5 separate regions of the Mus musculus genome follow, and regions 2, 3, 4 and 5 are each linked to region 1. A link is a loop called in an ENCODE intact Hi-C map of the cell type or tissue named here. Cell type or tissue: left cerebral cortex. All regions are shown on one strand.

What was found. Hi-C counts contacts between places; a loop is a spot of excess contacts. Peaks named below come from ENCODE experiments on the same cell type or tissue, not always from the same donor. Only the 100,000 strongest peaks of a DNase experiment are listed, where the experiment ranks them.
Region 2: a loop joins it to region 1, with 8 times the contacts of the local background. A loop is called at or near these places in 21 of 42 quality-filtered maps.
Region 3: it touches region 1 in a loop (2.3-fold over the local background); 3 of 42 quality-filtered maps call a loop at or near these places.
Region 4: a loop joins it to region 1, with 2.8 times the contacts of the local background. A loop is called at or near these places in 2 of 42 quality-filtered maps.
Region 5: it touches region 1 in a loop (4-fold over the local background); 3 of 42 quality-filtered maps call a loop at or near these places.

The regions. Positions count from the first base shown.
Region 1 is chr9:74,528,661-74,532,660 of GRCm38, forward strand. It overlaps Gm33459 (a long non-coding RNA gene), which reads right to left and starts at 26. Exons shown (of 2, transcript XR_379628.2): 1 at 1-26. In left cerebral cortex, a CTCF peak has its summit at 1,849; a DNase peak (open chromatin) is centred at 1,858; H3K4me3 peaks cover 252 bases.
Region 2 is chr9:74,866,239-74,870,238 of GRCm38, forward strand. The region is part of intron 1 of Onecut1 (one cut domain, family member 1); the gene reads left to right. It overlaps Gm38678 (a long non-coding RNA gene), which reads left to right. Exons shown (of 3, transcript XR_870922.2): 1 at 1-401; 2 at 1,912-4,000. Among named protein-coding and RNA genes, the nearest start is that of Gm38678, 2.4 kb to the left of the region's middle. In left cerebral cortex, CTCF peaks have their summits at 446 (motif pointing left) and 1,812 (motif pointing left); a DNase peak (open chromatin) is centred at 1,761.
Region 3 is chr9:74,292,661-74,296,660 of GRCm38, forward strand. No RefSeq gene overlaps it. Among named protein-coding and RNA genes, the nearest start is that of Wdr72, 180 kb to the left of the region's middle. In left cerebral cortex, no CTCF peak of the experiment used is centred here; no DNase peak of the experiment used is centred here.
Region 4 is chr9:74,846,422-74,850,421 of GRCm38, forward strand. The region is part of intron 1 of Gm33562 (a long non-coding RNA gene); the gene reads right to left. Gm16551 (predicted gene 16551) reads left to right here and starts at 2,016. Exons shown (of 3, transcript NR_045284.1): 1 at 2,016-2,530; 2 at 2,711-2,790. In left cerebral cortex, no CTCF peak of the experiment used is centred here; DNase peaks (open chromatin) are centred at 2,227, 2,697 and 3,677.
Region 5 is chr9:74,140,128-74,144,127 of GRCm38, forward strand. It overlaps Wdr72 (WD repeat domain 72), which reads left to right. Exons shown (of 20, transcript NM_001033500.3): 4 at 3,361-3,439. Among named protein-coding and RNA genes, the nearest start is that of Wdr72, 32 kb to the left of the region's middle. In left cerebral cortex, CTCF peaks have their summits at 1,927 (motif pointing right) and 2,767; a DNase peak (open chromatin) is centred at 1,927.

The DNA of each region.
Region 1 (4,000 bases):
AGTAGTAAATGCAAACATGGCACTTTAATATGTAAACAGCTGTGAAGCCAGCCACACTGGAACATGCCAGACACCAGTGCCAATTACATAACAAGAATATTGCAATTTCAAAGAAACACCTGGTTAGCACAAAGCTTTGTTTGAACTCTCATCAGTTGCACAAGTTTAAAGGTTTTCAGGGAAATGGGACATGTTGGGCAAAGGCCTGGAGGTTAAAAGGAATAGGGCCAAGTTTTATCTCCAAGAGGCACTTGATCAGTTATTAAGACAGAGACCAGTATCACCCAATAAGGGGACAAGGAGACAAGGGGACAAGGGGAATGGCTGGTCTTTCCAAAGGCTAACTTGATCCTGTTGCATTCACTGGGTTCTGCTGTTAACATAGCAACATTCTCTCTCTCTCTCTCTCTCTCTCTCTCTCTCTCTTTCTCTCCACATTCCCCACCCTGTGTGTGTGTGTGTGTGTGTGTGTGTAGGCCAAAGGTCGACATTAGGTGTCTTTCTCTTTCCCTCTCCCCACAAATTTTTAGAGGCATAGTCTCTCAGTGAACCCAGAATTCACCTATTCAACTGGGCTGGCAAACCAGCACCAGATCCACTGTCTCCATTTCCTAGAGGATGACATTACAAATGTGAATCACCACTTTTCACATGGCTGCTGGAGGGCTCTGAACTCAGATCTTTTTATATAGCAAGTATTCTACTGACTGAGCCATTTCCCCAACCCCAGAGCCCACTCCTCTAATGCTCAAATCTCTCTCTCTCTCTCTCTCTCTCTCTCTCTCTCTCTCTCTCTCTCATGCACACGCGCACACACACACACACACACACACACAAGCAAGCAGGTGTTTCCCATGGCCTCCTTACAGATAACCAACGCTGCAGGGCAGCTTACAGCCTAGAGAAGCTGCCCACAGTGACCCTGGGCACGGTGACTAGACAACTAGCTGACTGGGGGAAGGGGGGACAGCTGCCATCCAGGTCTTCATGTCTGCCTGAAGGGACCAACAGGTTTGAGAGACATCACTCAGTTTAGATAACTGGAAGTCATGTGACTATCATCGAGGTTGGATGTGAATAAGACCTAGGGTAAAGTCGAGTCTGCATTTTTGCTAGTTGCAGTTCATAGACATGGTCACCGAAACAAATTTACACCTATCATCTCTTGAGAAAGTTGAGTCCTTCAAGAATACTATGAAATATTCTACTTCCCAGTTGGAAATCTTTAAAAACAGTTTTCAATATTAAGGTTCTATCCATACTTTACAACTGGACATAATCATCAGGAATACCTGATGGATTCTCTTTCTTTTATACAGAAATAAATCTGAAGCTCAGAGACATGGGGTAATTTACCCAGAGTCACACAGCAATTAGGGCAAGACAGCCAGGATGAAAAGTGAAGCATTACGTCTCTAGATTCAGTATCCCGTTCCAGATACACGTTGGAGGCTTTGACTGGAAGTCTAAAGAGGTCTCCACCCAAGACCTTAACCAAGAAGACGTCACGCATGGGACTCTTGCTCCAAGATAAATGAGGGAAAAGTAAAATTCCAGAGGCTAACAGGACAAACCAGCATGCACTAAACCCTTAATCCAAGCACCACCAGGCTACCTGGGAGAAAGCGTGCTTAGAGTAAGTTTTGGATTTCAGGGTCATTCTACATAGAGCTTTTCTGGTGAGCAGACAAGGAAAAGTACCAAGAGATGCCTATGTGAAAATACCTAAACAAAAGGCAACTTTTGTCAATCATTCGGTCTAACCAGAGATCTGCAGCTAAACCTAAGGAAACGGGTTCTCTTTCTGAAGATCCTCCTGCCGCAGTGCTCCACTGCCACGCCTAGGGGGCGCTCTCGCCGTGCTCAGCAGCGTGAGTGTAGTAGTTGTTTCCAGCAAAACAACAGTGAATTTGCAGCAGATGGGTGTTTTGGTTCAATTTTCTTAAGCATTGTGAGGGAAAGCCGCGACACTTGTAAAGAAGAGTTTACAAAACCTTCCTGCTTAGTGATCCACACAAATATTTTCAAAATATGTCCATTGGACAATTTCCTCTCTGCTTCCCTAGAAAATTGGTTTTGTTTTTGAATCTGCCCTCAAAGTCCCGAATATATGTCTCTCTCTTTTCCTGGCATATGGTAAGCTCTAATGGTTACAGATTACCACCGTCTCCTGATTGAAACGGCTGTTTGCAAGGGCCCACTTTTATCCCTGCTCTCCTTTGCCCTGTAACACAGCTATGTGATAAATCCATAGCAGCGAAGTACTGTATGCCTTAGCAAAGGTCCTCGTGTGGAAATCGGGGGCATTGTATCTGCTCTGCAGCTGAGGGAGGCTCCCAGCAAAGCATAGCTACTAAGCAGAATAATCAGTCCCTCAAATCCAATCGCTGTGGGTCAGGAAGACCGCTCCTCTGTCTCGTCTCTCTCCAAAATCCCTTACTGAGTCCAGTTCAGGGGACAGCAGGCTTCAGGCAGCTGGTAAGTGAAGTCTTAGACACTGTCATGCCTGGCATGAAAAGAATTACAATTTTCAAATGAGGCCAAGGAAACTCTAATGGTTGACATGGGGGGATAGTACTATGTGAGTTGAACATCGTTGCTGACCACACAGAAGACCTGCACAAGTTCAAGCCAGATGGAGTCCCAGCACTGAGAAGGGAAAATGACATCAGGTCCTACCCCTAACCAAGAAGCTATTTGCAATCGATACCCACCTGCAATAGGAAAAATCAGGTTTTCTCAACCACTTCCAGGCCAGGCTGGGCCCCATACCCAGGAGTAGTTGACCAACAACACAAAACGAACTCTGTGGAATGTTTTTGTGAATTTTTGTATCATTTTGTTCTCTTTGGGCATATTATTTTTGTCTTATTTGTCTTTTTTTCTTGTTTGCTTTGATAATCATTTTTGTTTTTATGGCAGGTTTTTTTCTTTTTTTTAAGAGAGAGAGAAAGAGAACAAACTTGGATGGGAAGGGAAGCAGAGAGGATCTGGGAGGAGTTGAGGGAAGGAAAGCGCATAATCAGAATATACTGTATGAAAAAAATGCTTTAAGATACCTGCTGACCAAGCATTTAAAACAGTTCTGTAGGTATGAAACCAAGCAGGTTAGTTGTTGCTGTTAATATTAAAGTGTGTGCGTGTGTGTGTGTGTGTGTGTGTGTGTGTGTGTGTGTGTGTGTGTTAAAACCAAGCAGTTTAGATGTCACTGCTAATATTAAAGAATGTTTGTGTGTACGCGTGTGCACACACACACACACACACACACACACACGCACGCACGCACACACGCACGTGCACTGACATATGAGCATGCCCACATATAAACACACTGCCTCCCTCATCCAGAAAGACTAGGCTCTTCTGTGTATGTTTGCATGTGTGCACAATTTCAGAGAAGATTCTGCTGCACACAAAGCAGCCTGCCCCGCCCCCACTGTGGAAGAAGCAGGTCCCCCGGGATTAGGCAAGAAAGAATTGTTCATGGACAGCAGAGGCCAGAGAACAATGCAGACCCCTGCGACAGACACAGTGGCAGCCTGCTAGCCTGGGTGGGGGCCTGACCACATGGCCACTGCAAAGGAGCTGGTACTGTCATCCCTAGAAGAGACTAAAAAGGACTCAAATAAGCAAATGCTATGATTAGCAGGTGGTTTAGGAGACATGAAGCCCAGGAAGAGACTGGGGCAGGGTGGGGGAGCCTGGATCAATTGAGGGCTTGTTTTTACATCACAAAGTAAAGATGATTCAAAATGTTTCCTACAGGAATATAATATCTACTGATTTGCTTGAGGAAAAATAATGGAGCTGTCTAAAGTGCAAAGTCCTCTCCAAGAGAAGAAGATGAGGATGGTCAGTTCTTCAAAACAATCTTAAATTAACTTATACAATTACTGTAGGTGATTTCTGGTGAAATTATACATTTTAATGCTTTTAAGTGCACTGGACCAAAGAGTTGGCAACTCTAGATATTTAAAATGCCAGTCTTACTCACTGTGTC
Region 2 (4,000 bases), 340 kb after region 1:
CTTCTGGTGTATAAATTACAAGTGCTGGTGAAAGACTGGAGGAAATTCTCACCAAATTAACTACCTTTTAAAAATCAATAGATGTTGCCTCAATGTAATGCTTGCTGCTGCTCATTAAAACGCAGCGTGACCAGACGCACGCCGCTTCTGGTCCCGAGTGGGGTGGGGAGACTGAGCTGGGTGCCCCGCCTCTGATGTGGGCGTCTATCAAGACAGGAGGAGATTAGCCTCCAATTAAATATTCCAGAAGGCTTCGGCCCCTCTGCTAGCAGCACGGAAAGAGACCGCAAGAGACACCCACCAATGAATGTGACTATAGCACTGTGCACCCAGGAGGTGGTGGCTGCTCAGGTCCTCAGCCCAGGCAAGGTCCTGTGCTAAGCAAGCCGACCCTGCTGGAGGTAAGGAGACCTCCGAGCCCTGCGCGAAGATGGCCTGCCCTGCAGCACCCGGGACTTCGCCCCCTTGCGGTCGGGTATTTATTTCTTTGTGCTAAAGGAAGATCTAAACTGAGGGAGGATGGGGGTGGGGGGAGTGTTCCTACCTGGAAGTGGCCCTGAGAAAGTCTTACCCAACCCAACCTGGGCCGTGTTTGCTGTGAGTGGCCTTGCAGCTTGGTTGATTGATAACTGGCTCTGCACACGTCCATTTGCTTTTGTGTTAATATTTATCCCGACCGGTGACATTTCAAGTGTCTGGTACTGCCGCTGCAGCGACAGCCAGGCAGGAATGCTAGGCTGGGTCTTAGGAACAGCATTTTTTCAACCCCTGAAGAATTCTGGGTGGAGAGAGAGAGAGGCCAGGACTGGGCACGAGAGATGCCAGGGCTGGAAGGGCCCCTGGGCTACAGAGTGGGAAAAGAAGGCGGTGCCACCTCACTGATTTCCTGGCGCCCTGAGCTGTGGCTCTCCCGTGGTGCAGCTGCTACTAGCCCGCTGCAGCTTGAACAAAGGGCCTGCAGGGCGCGACCGACCGTGTCCGCCTTGGAGGCTGGGGTCAAGGCCTGAAATGGCTTTCTCCCAGCGAGGCTAAGGGATAACCCGTTATCAGAAGGCAGCCGAGAGTCCCAAAGCCTCCAGGGATGAATGGTGGGGTGAACTGTGGTAGCTGAAACACACACACACACACACACACACACACACACACACACACACCAGATATGAAGTCAAAAGGACTTAGGACAGTCATCAGAAGGCTCTGAAAGGCAATTTTTCTCACAGACTCTATCTATCCCCTCCGTGGGATATTAGTTGGCTTTGTGTATTTTTTTATTGTTGGTGGTGGTGGTGAACCCACGTCCCATGAAGAGAGGAAGTGCAGAAGTTTGGGTGTGCCTGTGGTGATAATTAGCAATTGTAGTTTTTGTAGCGGGCTAACCCTGCTGTGGTGTAGTGACCTTGTGCACAACACAGAAAGAACACCCACCAGAAACAAACCCTATGGCATGTTCAGAAGGTGCCTACCACTTATTGCATCCTCCCCAAAATGCAGCCTAGTGATATTTGGATAATCCTGACCTGTGATTATCAATATCATCCCCATATGCCCAGGGGCCAGGGTACTGTGGTTATTCCAGATCCAGCCGGTTACAACGGACACAGAGGATATATAGCCAGTAGTGCGGCTATATCGTAGCAGCAAAGCCATTCAAAACCTATAACGTAACTATCTTCGAAGCTTTCTGCCCTCTGCGAGCTGAGCCGGGCAGAGGCAGAGATGAAACTGGCTTCGCTCCCAGACTTCCGAACCCAGGTTCTATATTTGCTGCAACTGGAGTAGCTGAGCAGAAGACGCTGCTCACGACCCCTAGTGGCCACCTGGCGAGAGAACAGGAGATAGATGTTGGTCTGGCCGAGGCTTTGTTTTTAGGGCATCCTTGTCTTAAAATTTTTCTAAGCCCTGTTTTGATAGGAAGAGGGTGTGGAAGAAGAAGAGGATGCAAGCTCCATCGAGGGAAACACAATTCCTTCCCTACCAATTACAGCTCGAATTCTAAGGTACCCACCCCCTAATTGTAACCTACCAAGAAAAAGTAAATGTTTTGATTCCCTGCCCGAATTATGCTGACATTTTACCTGAAAGGAGCGATAACTGCAGAGGTGACCCTGGCTCTCTGAAGTCGGAGGCTGTGACCAGAATAGTACGCCCAGATTAACAGTTCCTTTGTTTTGCTAGCTTCCCAGCAAACTGGCCTGAGTGAGTCAGAGGGCACCCCCCAGGCTTGAAGCTTAGAAGCCTTTGTTTTTCCCTCCCGAGGGGTGAGTGAAGGAGCTGTCAGAGCCTGCAGGCATGGAACCCGGGCCCAAAGTCAGGACCCTGGACAGAGCCCCGCAGCCCCGTAGCCTAATCCTGGTCTCTGTCCCTAAAAAGGCAGCCAAGATGCTACAGGATTCCATGCTGTAGCAAAGAAACATTCATAGCGAATATTCTGAAGTTTGTGAGAGCGAGAGGCCCCTCCTGGAATAAAAACCGGCCTAGTCGGGTCGTCGAAAAGATCAAAACCGTCGTCAAAGATCAGGTGTTGATTGGTTTGTTCCTACGTGGCATGGCACGTGCACACAAGCATATAAAATCGGAATTTGCGTCCCGGTGGGTGTGACAGGAGTTGGATCATTAAGCTAAAACGTTCAATTCAGTCCCTTTGATCCGTGCTGGGGAAAATCTATAGTCATCTCTAATCTACGAGGTCTTTAAGGAGGTTGTTACACTAGCTGTTTGATGTCGTCATCTTCCACATCCGTGGCAAATTCAGCTAATCAAACACGCTAGTCCCCAAAGTTCTCTCAAGCAACAGTTCTTACAGAGTATACCGGTAAAATCCATTCTTGGTTTTCTTGTAAAAAAAAAAAAAAAAAAAAAAGGAAATATTCAACTCTAATGGCTGTGGGTAATTTAGAGGGAGGGAGGTTCCCAAGTGTCTCGCTCCTCCACTTCCATAGTTAGTGGCAGTCCAGCATTCTCAGTAAACTGCATATAATGGAGTATTTAAACACATGTTCATTTTCATAACTCAACCCCAGTGACTTGAAAATGAAATAGCCAGTTTCATTTCAGAGCCTATTTAAATACTAAGATTTCCACAGTTTGATAAAATGGAATGTCGCCTAACTTGGTGGGGTAGCTACAGCAAGAGGATTTCATAAAACAATGCTTGTTATAGAATCCATTTCTAATATATAAAAAAAAATTCAGCCCATATGCACCACCAATCATTTTCTGTGTGTTGACACTTGACTAAGACAAGTGTGCACCCTCAGAAGATAGACATGTTATTTCTACATGGTTCAATAAGAAGGAACATCTTATTTCTAATGTAAATGAGTTTGGTATACAATCATACATTCCAAATACCACCCATTTATGTTTTTTTTTTTTTAATAAAACAAGTATATTCACTCAGATAAAGCTTACTCTTCCTGAGGTGACAGATGACTGGGCCAGCCATGTGACAATCTTGACTATTTGATACAAACATACAATTATTTATCAGAGTCTCACTGTTCTATCATCTACATAACCTTTCTTCCCAAAGATGCTATGATGGAACAAATAGCTTCTAAAGCATTTCTGTTCGTTTAATTAATTAATTAATTAATTAATTTGATTTAATAAGACGACAGCTGAGCAGAGCCCAACCCTAGAGGACAATTCATCAGGTTTGTCATACTGACGAATGAAAAGGGAATTTCAGTTGTTTGTTCACATTGTATTTATTTCATGCTGTGGTAGACATTCCCACTTAATACTCCCTGTCTATGCCGATGGCTCATAAGTCTTACTATACGTGGAAATTACTTAAAGGCCTAAAACAACTAATGTCTGACTGCGACCCCGTATATTTCAGTTTAATTGAATGGGGTGTGACCCAGGTTCCCAGGTGATCTCATATGCATGGAGGTCTTGGATCCTATATAGTGTGTGGTAGTTACTCTGCCTTTCTCTGATGCTTTCTGTAGTGGGTTAAATAATTTGTCTCTAGTCATCCCACTGGAATTTACTG
Region 3 (4,000 bases), 240 kb before region 1:
TGCAGTCCCTGAGATCTCAGCAATGCCAGTCCTGGGGGTGTGCTACTCTGCCTGCCAGTCTACATTGTGTTTCCCCACACCACTTCTATACCAGAGATATACCTGTACATTTGACTGGATCTTAATAACTTATTTTGCTTCCAAATGACCTCTTTTTGCTGCCTCATGAGGGATATGAGTTACCAGTGACTGGGACTTGAAAAATTTTGAGCAGCAGGCAGCTAAGGGTGTCTGTCAAATATTGTCAAATACTGTATACCTACATTGCTACCCATAGAACTCAGAGGCCACTTAACTCTGCACTTCCCCAAAAAGTTACAAAAACATTTCTGGAACACAGTATTTGTGTTTGTTTTCTCTCTGCTGTGATAAACACAATTAACAAAAGAAACTGGAAGTGTGAGGAAGCAAGGGCATGAGCTCAAGGCAGAAACTTGGAGGCAGGAATTAGTGTAGAGCAATGGAGAAATTTGGCTTACTGAGTTGCTCTTCATGACTTGTTCAGGTTGCTTTTTTGTACCACCCAGACCCAGAAAATGAACCTCCTTGTGATATAGACTCTCTAGCATCAACCAATAATCAAGAAAATGTGCCAGTGGCCATACTCACAGCACAGTTTGGATGAAGGAATTCCTCAGGTTTAGGTTCTTTTTTCTCAAGAAGTTTGTGTCGTGTTGACAAAAACTAAACAGCACTAACACAAAGGATGCATCATAAAACTAGAAGCTCTCTTCCACCTTGCAGGGCATCCTTTGGTTTTATTTAAATAGTGCATGCATATGCATTTTGTCTGCTGAATTGGTAAAACTTTAAAAGCTACCATTAATACTTTCTGGATATGATTTGTCTACGACTTTACATGTGGTTTGCTCTGTCTTCATAGTCCTTTATGAGGTAAAGAGACTTCTTCTCAGTTTATAAACAAGCATATAGGAACTCAGAAAAGAGAAGTGATTTAACCAAGGGCACACAGCCAGCAGCAAGGGAAAAATAAAAAGGGTTTCAACTTGACAGTGTGGTTGCTAAGTCCAGAGTCTACATGCAAGCCTTTGGAATTATTCTAGGACTCGTATAATGACCTGCTTTTTCCGTGTTTTCCATCAGGTTCTATCAGGGGTGAGATTAAAAAAGCAGAGTCTGTGTGTCTACTATTCAGCATGACTGGGAGAACCAGCAGCCAGAATGTTACCACTTTTCACAAGTTATGACCAGCAAGTTATTGATTTGATCTAAAATGCAAGAATAGATACCTGCATGCTTCCATCAACATATAGTCTCTATCTATGTGTCAGTTCCCTGAACAGGTAAGCCCCTAGGTAGAGTCACTTTGGAAAGAGCAGGTCTAGGTCTTTTCTCTTCTACACTGACTACTAGGTAGATTACCAAGGCACTTGCAGATGGCACATGGAACCCTACCATGTGCCAACTACTCCACAAACACTATCTGTTTAGTTTCATGTTGCTGTGATAAAATATCCTGTAATTTAAAAAGGGGGGAAAGCAATATAAGAGAGAAGAGGTTATTTTAGCTTACGATTCCAAGTTTGAGTCCATCAGAATGGGGGAGTCAAAATAGGAACTCAACACTGCTAGTCACATCTACAGTTAAAAGCAGAGAAATAATGAACGAATACACGCTTGGCACACCTTGCTTCCTTCAGCTTAATACAATTCAGAGTCCCCTGCATAAAGAATGGTACCACCCACAGTGGGTAGGTCCCCACATTTTAATTAAAATAATTAAGATAATCCGCACAGACAACATAATAGGCCAACCTGATCTAGACAAATTATCATTGAGACTCTTTTTCCAGGTGGTTCTAGATTAGTGTTGGGTAACAGTGGCCAATATTTCTCTGTTCATATTTAGCATTGCAATATCCAAGTTTTGCCAAGGCCCAGCCACCAGTTTTAGCTGCTCCTTGTGCCCTTTGTGTTCCAATCTATTCTTGTAGCATTGAACACGTCTTTCCACCCATGGCTCTCCTCCACACTGGGTTCACTGGGTCATTGCACGGCATGTTCTTGGAGCCCTCGATGTGTTTCTGTGTGCATAAGGGCTTTTGACCAGATAAGTGGCCTTTTGAGTGAGAAAAACTAACTAGAATGAACTTCCCAGACAGCATACCAAGGTCCTCCCCTGTATTACATCAAGGTCCTTCTGTGGTCCTTCTGTGGTGTTTCTTGATGAGAAAAGCAATTTAAGGATGATTTCAGCACTTTCAACAAAATTGCCAGCTCAATTGTTGAAGGCAGGAATCGCTCACCCTCGGCACCATTAACATCCTCAGTCAGGTAGCTGTTTCTCTGTATGTTGAAGGACATTTAGCAGCACCTCTGGCCTCTCCTACCAGAAGCCCCAGCTTCTCCTCCAGTTACAGCAATCAAAAATGTCCCAAGACAGTGTCAAATGTCCCTTAGGGAGCCAAGTGGCACCTGGATGAAAAACACAAGTCTAAGGTAAAAACCTCCCAACAGAAATCTCCAGGCAAACATTTATAATGTGCTTCACCGGGTTTCGCTCACTTCGGGGTTATGTGCTCTCACCTAGGTTCAGCCCAAAACTAATCCTTTGCGATCTCACTATCCTCTCATTAATCTGTTGCTATCTTCATGAGTTCAGCTGTGGCTGCTTGTAAAAGATCATTACAGAAGAACATGTGTACTGTTGATGTCCCCTCATAGAAGAAGGACACGGAGGGTCATAGAACTCATCTGAGTGTTTAGCTACCCCTCCTAAACAATCTGCCATATTTAGACATAGTCTCAGGGAGGGGCTTGAGTATCTAGACTGGGGAAGACTAGCAGAAGGGGGTTTCCACCTATATGACTGTAGGAAAGCCATTATATGAGGGGTGAAGACCTTACAGTGTGGCTGGTTTGGTTTATTTACCTCATCCATTTCTCCTCACCCAATAAACTCACTGGATCTATTTTAGGGGAAATCAACCTTTGGATTATCACTGCACCCATAAAAGGAGGGTAGACATTGCTTAGTCCCACCCTCCAGGGAGAAGATTCTGACAAATAGATTTCCTGAAAAACAAGAAAGTAATTTCTGTTTTTCTTCTATTTTGCCCATGTCTCTTCCTCTCTCTAATTCTTCTAACCCGATGCATCAGATCACATGTCCCTCAGACATAGCTTCACGCAAACCAAACTCACATATTCATCTGCAAGGCCTATCATCTCTTGGACCCCTGGGCCTCACAGTGAGATCATTTTTTATTAAAGAATATCTTTCTCTTCTTTCCCCCTCCCAGCATCAACTCTCTCTCCAATTATCTTCTATTGGATTCTCTAAGTAGTTCATAACCATGTCTTTGCTGTGTCCCCAAGGCAACTGCCTCAGTTCAGCCCATCTGTGTTGTCACAGGAAACTCATGATGGTTCTCCTGCTGCCATCTCATCCTGCATGCTGCTATAAAAACTCACTCTCTGAGATTCTAGATATTAAAAAGAAAATTCTGATTTTTTTCATGGTACACTCATCTAGACTCCTCCTTGCTGCTGACCTCAATCACAATACTGAGAGACAAAAAAAAAAAAGAAAGAAAGAAATATTTTCTTCTCCTGTTCTAGGCCATCTTGGATTATAGGGAAGAAAGGAAGCAGTAAAATATGGGACAGAGTATAGAAATGGGGGGGGGGATTTATTCTGCTATTCTGACTGCTATTACCAGGAAGTGCTATCATTTCTGAACTACTAAACAGAGAATCTAAACCAATAAGTGGGAACATTGTTTTTACAAGGGCTGTATAATAACACCTGATATGTATACAGCATGTTCCCTTTACAGACATCCATACAGAATCCTGGGGTCATTTCATCTATCAAATATGGAAGCCTTAGAGAGCACAGTGGTGACCCTGGTCTGCAGGACAAGCCCACACAGTTCCCAGTACACTTCCCTAGTAGCTAACTGATCATGTTCTACTCTAAGGAGTCTAAATCTCAAGCCCCAAAGGTAAACTCTCCACTTGACTCATGGCAGAATTT
Region 4 (4,000 bases), 320 kb after region 1:
TGACATATTTTCAAATATAAAGGAGACTGGTTCTTTATACTCTAAAAGAAGATTCTGTACACCACAAGGGGCCTTCTAGCTATCTGAGGCTCATATCCACTCATGCAGGTTTAGGTAAGCATCATTCAAAAAAAAAAAAAAAGTCTGCCTTTTTTACATTCTCTCTCTCTCTCTCCCTCCCTCTCTCTCTCCACCCCCTCTCTCATCTGACAAGTACACTGTCATTTAATAAATACCTCCCTGAAAAGTTTTCGTTTTGGTCTGCTATAGTGAATATTAGCCTCTCTTCTAGGTATGTCGTTTGCACTTCCTGTGGATTAGTGAACAGATCTCTTTATAGGACTACATCTGTCTCTCTCTTCCACAATCTGTCCTACCCTAGGGGGAGGGCTGGCGGGAAAGGGTTAAAGGTTTTCTGGTCGAAATAGCCCAACAGAAGGGGCCCGGCCCAGAGCTGAAATCTAAGTCTAATGACCGCTGCCCTTCACCTCGCTGCTGTCCACAGGCCGGACCTGCGGCCCGGTGGGGGCCGGGACCAGGACAGGACACAATGTTCTTCGTTTAACATTTGAACTTCTCCTATCCGAGGCAGCAGGCCGTTTTGTCCTGGGGTCGCTGACCCTCGCTCCCCCATCAGCTGCCCTGAAACCTTAATTGAATGACAGATGGTCATTTTCGGGGGCGCCAGAAGCTGCGCTGGCCAGTGGAGGGGCTCAGGCCGAGAAGGCCTTGCTTAGGCTCTGCCTGCTGGGGGTGGGCGACCACGGGGCCTGAGGGCTTGAGGTGGGTCACAGCGGCTGCACACGCTGCCTTGGCCGGCTCCTGGAGGAGGTCGCGGCCTCGAGGGCCGCTTCACCGGGTCCTAGCGCCCCTGCGCCCCCCATCCCCCCTTCCTTGCCTGCCAAGAAGCTCCCTGCAGCCCAGTACTGGATGGGCCTCTAGCCCTCCATTTCTAGCCCAAAGTATCCTGAATCCTCTGTAAACAGGATCTGGCACGTGTGCACCCCAGACTCAGCTCCTAGGGCCAAAAGGCTCAGGCCGACCAGACCTCGAAGGGACCAGGTCTGTAGAAGGGTTTGCTCATCCTGAGCTGTCTGCTGAACTGACTCTACCTCCAAATTTGCCCTTCCCAGATAGAAGCCACGTGGGCTTGGCAAGTCCCAGGTGGGGCTCATGTGCTGCCACCACCCTATTGTGGAGAACTCTCTCGGGAGTCCCTGGTTTTCCAGAGATATGTAGGTAGACAGATGATAGATAGATAGATAGATAGATAGATAGATAGATAGATAGATAGATAGATAGATATCCCAAAGATTCCTGGAGGCACCAGGACCCAACCCCGTGTCCTCAGCTGCCTGCCTATCCCAGTGTCCTATTTCTTTAAAATAAAAGCTGTGAGCCCTACAATTACTGGGATTACAGTGAGCGGGTATTGATCTGCAGCCTGCATTGTAGGATAAAGCAGACTGGCGGAGGCAGACATGCTGCCCAGCCGCCACCACCCCTCCACCTCCTGGTCCTGCAAAGCTCTTTAAAAAAAGAAAAAAGAAAGAAAGAGAGAGAGAGAGAGAGAGAGAGAGAGAGAGAGAGAGAGAGAGAGAGAAAGGAAGGAAGGAAGGAAGGAAGGAAGGAAGGAAGGAAGGAAGGAAGGAAGGAAGGAAGGAAGGAAGGACACGATTCTAAATGTTTGATTTCAGATACACTATTAACACCTGCAGAGGGGGGAAGAAGAAAGAAAAAGAAAAGGGGGGCAGCCCAGCCGCCATACCTCCCTGGAGTGCCCTTGGGGACTCCCAGGACTGAGCCAGCTAGACAACCACCTTCAGCCTCTTTTTTAAAACGCTTTTTTTTTTAATTACTAGGGGAAAAATATACACATAAGCAAAAAAAAAAAAAAAAAAAAATCCTCCCGGCAGGCGCGAGCGGGGGCGGCGAGCAGGCCAAGGCGGTAACGCCAGCCTAATGCACAGATAGCTGACATCAACTTCCGTCAGGCGGCTCCGGGAGATCGAACCTTTCGATTGTAACTGGGACAATTTGCATAGTGATTCCCTTTCAGAGCTTTCTCGGGCCCATAACAAGCGCAGGCAGCTATTCAAATGCAAGTTGCGTCCCTAAATGCGCGGCTGGCCTGAGCTAAAGGAGCAGCTCGTCACCGTGCGAGCCGAGACCAGCGTTGGGGTTCTGGGTCACCTCTTTTCTCCCGGCTTTTCCCTCGCTCTCCGGTTCCTGAATTAGCTGTTTGTTTATGGCTCCAGACGTGTGTGCCAGCGAGCCGAGGCAGCGTGCAAGGGAGAAAATTGATCTTTCCTCAGACTCAAAGCTGGAGCCGAAGAAGTGCGGGGGATTTGGGGGTTCTGAGTGGGACTCAGACCCTAGGTGCTGAGGGGAAGCTCGTGGGCTCTCTGGCCCGCTTCTCTAACCCCAGCGACCTTGCAGGAATCCTCAGGCCTGAGAGCGCCCGGGCTCTGGGCTTTGCAGAAAGTGGCGGCGGCTGTGTCCCGGGTTTTAAAATCAACGCAAAGGAAAGGTACCTGCGACGCGGCAGCGATTACTTTTTCCGGTTCTGCACAGGGAGGGCGAGGGGTGACTTATACGGGAAAGCTGGGATTGAGGACCTAAAATTAAGCTCTTCTTTTACTCGTTTCTCATTTAAAAATATGCATCATTGGAAATTATGCAAATTGACTCGGGTTTCCCTTGCTCCTAGGAGGCAAAGCTGAAAGCTTGTCGCGTGTCAGAAGCAACCTGCCGTGAAATCCGCTAATGCGCCCCGACTCGCCCTTCGCGGTAAGACAGCCTTTCAGGTCCACGCGGCCGTGGACCAAGAATGGGGAGTCAGTGCGGCCAGGTGTGCCACGCGGGTCCTCGACTGAGCTCGTGGCCACGCGTACAGCGTGGGAGCCGGGGGGCGGAGGGCAGAGCCCGCGTCACGCCCGGGAAGCGGAAAGGGGGAGTCCCCCTCCCAGCCCTCCTGCCCGCCACCGTGGGTAACAGGTCCTCCCCGCGAGTTTAAAGCAGCAAATGAGAGCGGAGAGCTGGCCTCGGAGCAGGGTGTAAACGCGGGTGGCGGGCACGCGAGCGCGCGGCTGAGCTTTGCGCGCGGTTCTTCTCCCGAGCTGCGCGCCGCGGCCCCGTGCACCTGCTTTGTGCGTTTTGTACAAACGGAACGGGCGGGATCCATTCCTTCGAGCAACACCCCCAACTGAAATCTGTCTGTTCTCCCCCCCCCCCCCCCCCCCCGTCTAGTTTCTACATCGCTCAGATTACTCCCGTCGCCCCTTGGAATCTTACCCAACCCTTTTAAAGACAATCACGGCCACTGACCTTGAGACTCTTAAATGCGGTGGTATAACTATCTCGTTCTCTTCTGTGGTGGCTGAATTTGCGTTCTGATTGTTTTTTTTTAAGTACTGGGGGAAACGTGGGTCATTTAAGCCCGCAGACTTAGCTAAACACATTTTTCAAATATTCTTCTCATACTACTTCATTGCTGAGAGCGAGCACGATGCTTCCTTGTGGTGCTTGCTTTTTGCAGAACGCACAGGGTAATTTTCTCAGGTTTGTTTGTTTGTTTTGGTATCTTTAATAAACATAGACTGTTTCTCTGTTCTTTTCGTAACCTATTCTTTAGCAACCAAAACAGTAAAAGTGTTGGAGATCGAATAGTGAGTAAAGCAGACACGTTGGGGCAAATAAATCCAACATAAATTGAAAGCATATTGCTCCAATTCAGGACAAAGCAAATAGAGCTACGAAAAAGATGCGAGCAATTAATATCTGTGGGAGAAACGGGTTTAAAGACTGAAATTTCTAGACTTTACTCACAAAACAAAACGAAGCCAAAAGAACTAAATACGTGGCCTTGCCCTTGAATGTCCAACCGAAGACAAGAGGCCTTCCCAGAGCCATCTTGGGCAAGTGTGCAGTCAGAGGCTGTCGAGAGGCAGAGTCACTTTGAGACAGTTGCATACATTTTCAGCAAACTAGAACCAATTAG
Region 5 (4,000 bases), 390 kb before region 1:
AGGAAATGATATTTATTCCCACTCTCCCACAGGAATTGAAAAGTAGCAGCCACACAAAACCCACACATAGTTGTATACCCACTCTCCATGTTCAACCACATATGTGTGTGCACGCACAAACACTGAGACATTCACGATAAAGTGAAGCTTGACTGAGGAAAACAGCCAGTGTGGACCTCTGTCCTTTGCACATGCAAAAGGAAAGCACACAGTAAGATAGTTGGACTGACTTTTGGAAAAATGCTAATCTTGATTATGTGATAGGACCAAGCTTTACACTGCAGTGATTGTAAGACAATCAGAAAAAATAATAAATCAAGGAAAACATAAAAGAAAATGAGGTTGGGAAAGATGGTTGTAAAAATAATAGGCTAGGTAAATGATATTTTAAAAGAAAAATGGTGGGAAACACTTATCAGGCATGTACTAACCAAATGAGGTTGATATGGTAATATTAAAATTTATATTAATAAATTTACATAGTTAATGCAACATGGTAAATTAAAATTTCAGAACACAAAGCCTTGGCATTGGTAGAGAGGATAGCCATATGTTATGAGACATTCTGGTAACCAGTGGATGAACGGTAGGTAAGTGTCCCAACTCAGAATGGAAATTCTGCCAGGAGAGGGGCCTTAAGACTGATCCATCTCAGAGTTACCTGCCAAGGCTCAGTGTAGAGTTCTGGGCCTTAATCCTGCAGATATGAGTACATAGGGGTGACCTTGGGCCCATTAAGTTGTATTTCTAGCACAATCTTTGGCTATCCTTCTATCCCTACATCCTAGAGACTGTATTTAAATCCTCCTGTGCCCACTTGTAGACAGCTGGGGAAGTATGAGACTGACGCTAGGTTGGGAATCTTACATTCGGATAGACCAGTCATCGACAGAACCAACAAAGGAAGAAGGTGTTGCCCAAGGCTTATGAAGTCCCAGATGCCATACGAGTGAAACCATCTGTAGGCAGGTGGGTATGGGAATCTTGAGCTCTGATGAGAAATCTTAGCTTACCAAGCACAGAGACAGCAATAAATAATTAGGAGTAGATAGCTCTCAGAGGGAATAGGAAAGAAGAAAAGAGAGTCCAGATGTGGGTCTGAAGAGATAGCGTGGCAATGAAGAATGCTTACTGCTCTTCCAGAGGACTCAACTTCATATTCCAGCACCCACATGAAGGTTCACAACTGCCTGTAACTCTGACTCCAGAGGACCAGGTACCCTCCTCAGGGCTCTAAGGACATTACACTCATATGCACATATACATTGTTGCCCCCCCCACATACACATAGATAAGAATAAAATAAATCTTTAAAAACTGATTACTAGTGATACCAGTAATAACTTAAAAATAAACTTACCTCAAAACATATCAGCTTACCAAGAGTTTAAAAAAAAACAACACATGGTAGAAACTAATAACAGCCATGGGGTGAGGATTTCTGGAGTATTCTAAATACTTTAGGGTGTTTGTTGATACAAGGAAGGACCATAAATTACAGCGCTAAACTACGTTACTGTGTTATTTTGTACCATTGGCTACTTAGAATTCCATTTCTAACTTTGATTTCTATATCCTTCATTTCCCCTTTAGATATGTTAGTAGTGGTTTCATTTCTGGGATATATTTTTAATGTCTATATTTCCTTTCTTCTTATTTTTTTCTGCATGCATACAAACACACATCATATGTGTTTGTGGACACGCAAAGTTTTTCCTCCTGTCTTGTAAATTACACGTCTTTTCAGGTTACCTTGAAAAATCTTTGGGATGCAGTTAGTTAAACAATGAATATTTTCTATGAATATTTTCTTCTGATTCTAGGGCACACCTGTGTACCTTGCATTTATGGCATTTTGGAATGAGATCCTTTGTTGTGGAGACCTGTGCAACACAAGGTGGCTGCGGCACTTCTGCTCTCTGGCCACTAGATGTCAGCAGTGTGTTCCTAGTAGCAATGAGGTTCCTGGAAAGTGGTTGATTGTGGGGAACCAAAACCACTCAGATTTCAGAATGACTGGTTTAGAATATTGACTCCTAGTGTTCTGTTATCAAAACAAACCCCTGGAAATCATCGAATGTATGCAATGCTTAATAGCATTAATCTGTTTTAATTTTATTTATTTATTTTTTTTTACCTCAACTATTACCAGTAATTATCTGTTATCTTGGCCTTCTTCTCAGTCTAAAGGTACTGTTCAATATTTGTTCCTGGTTATTTCATTTCTGTATCTTATCTTTAAAATGATTTTTATATTGTTTCATGTTTCCTAAGTGACACAAAACATCCACAAGTTCATGGGAAGATTTGGTTTTAACAGTGTGCTTTTTATAAAATATGAAACTTTTTGTGGGTCTGGAGACATGGCTCTGCAGCATTTCCCACAACACTCACAAAGCTTGTGTTTCTTCTCTCTCTCTCTCTCACACACACACATACACACACACACATACACACACACACATATCTTCTGTATTGAAGTGTCTAAAACCAAAGACTCTTATGCTCTTATGCAACACTGATTTTGCTGCCTTGGTTTACTGAACAGAAATCCCCTAGGTTTAAATTACCTGGCACATTTCACAGCTTCATTGTACAGACTGTGTCCATATCGTCATAACATGAATTAAAACAAGAAGCCTAAAACAAATAATGAGGCTTTTTTCAAATATCAAGTTAAGGCTTGTTTATTTCAGGATTTTAAATCATGAGTGGAAAAAAACATCAAATAAAGAAACTGGATCGTGGTGGACCAAATGAGGCCTCTTGGTGGTGCTGTTTGTTTTCATGAGAGAGGGAAGAGAGAGAGGGGGAGAGAGAGAGAGGGGAGGGGGGAGAGGGAGAGGGAGAGGGAGAGACAGAGACAGAGACAGAGACAGAGACAAAGAGACAGACAAAAAGACAGACAGAGACAGACAGACAGACAGAGCAGAGAGACAGAGAGAGGAGAGTTTCTGCAAACAGATATGATGTGTGTCCTCCTCAGAATATGTAGTTTAAGCTCAATGATGTAAACTGCTTTTGAATGATGCTATTTCCATGGAAAGTCCATAGTCCTGTCCCTCTTGAAGGCCACAATGCCTGAGACCCCACATTGTTCTCAGCCAGGATGGTCCTAAAACAAAGCTTGCAGGCTGGAGGCAGGGTGTCATTACCCACACAAAATGATACAGAGACACTGTGTCAACCTTACTAATGACCGCAGCAGTTTCCTGCCCAGTAATCTGTAACAAAAAAAAACCTACATGCGTGATCAGGTTGCGCCTAAATGCATCACTAAAGAAAAACTTGGAGGCACAAAAATTATTCCAGCCAATTGTGTGGAAATGGGAGAGAATAATGTGGAGTGTTCTGTTCCAGGGAGATGTGTATGTGGAATGTGAGCAGCGGCCAGTGTGTGGAGAAGACCAGCCTTCCTTACAGGCACACAGCCATCTGTGTAAGTGCGCTCCCCTCAGGACACGTGAGATGCTCAAACAGTAACTACATGTTGTGCTTTCTATCTATCTGAGCACTTAGTATCTTTGGAGAATATTCTTTTCTTGCATTTTCTTTTTTTTTTTCCTCCATGGTGAGAAAAATATCCCCAGTAATTGTCTGTTATCTTGGCCTTCCTCTCAGTCTAAAGACATTGTTCCACAGCATTTGTTTCTTGTTATTTCATTTCTGCTTCTTATCTTTCTAGAAAAAAAATGATTTTTATATTGTTTTGCATTTCCTAGGTGACACAAAATATCCACAAGTACATGGGAAGATTTGGCTTTAATGATGGATGTGTGTTTTTTTTTTTTTGGTTTGGTTTTTTTTTTTTTTTTTTTTTTTTTTTTTTTTTATAAAACATGAGACTTTCTTCTGGGTCTGGAGAGATGGTTCAGGGCTTAAGAGCATTCGCTCTTCTTCCAGAGGACCAGAATTTGGTTCCTAGCATAGGAATCCTGCCTCTAACAGCAGCTCCAAGGAGATGCCCTGCCCTGTACTACCTGCTGCAGGCGGTGCACTC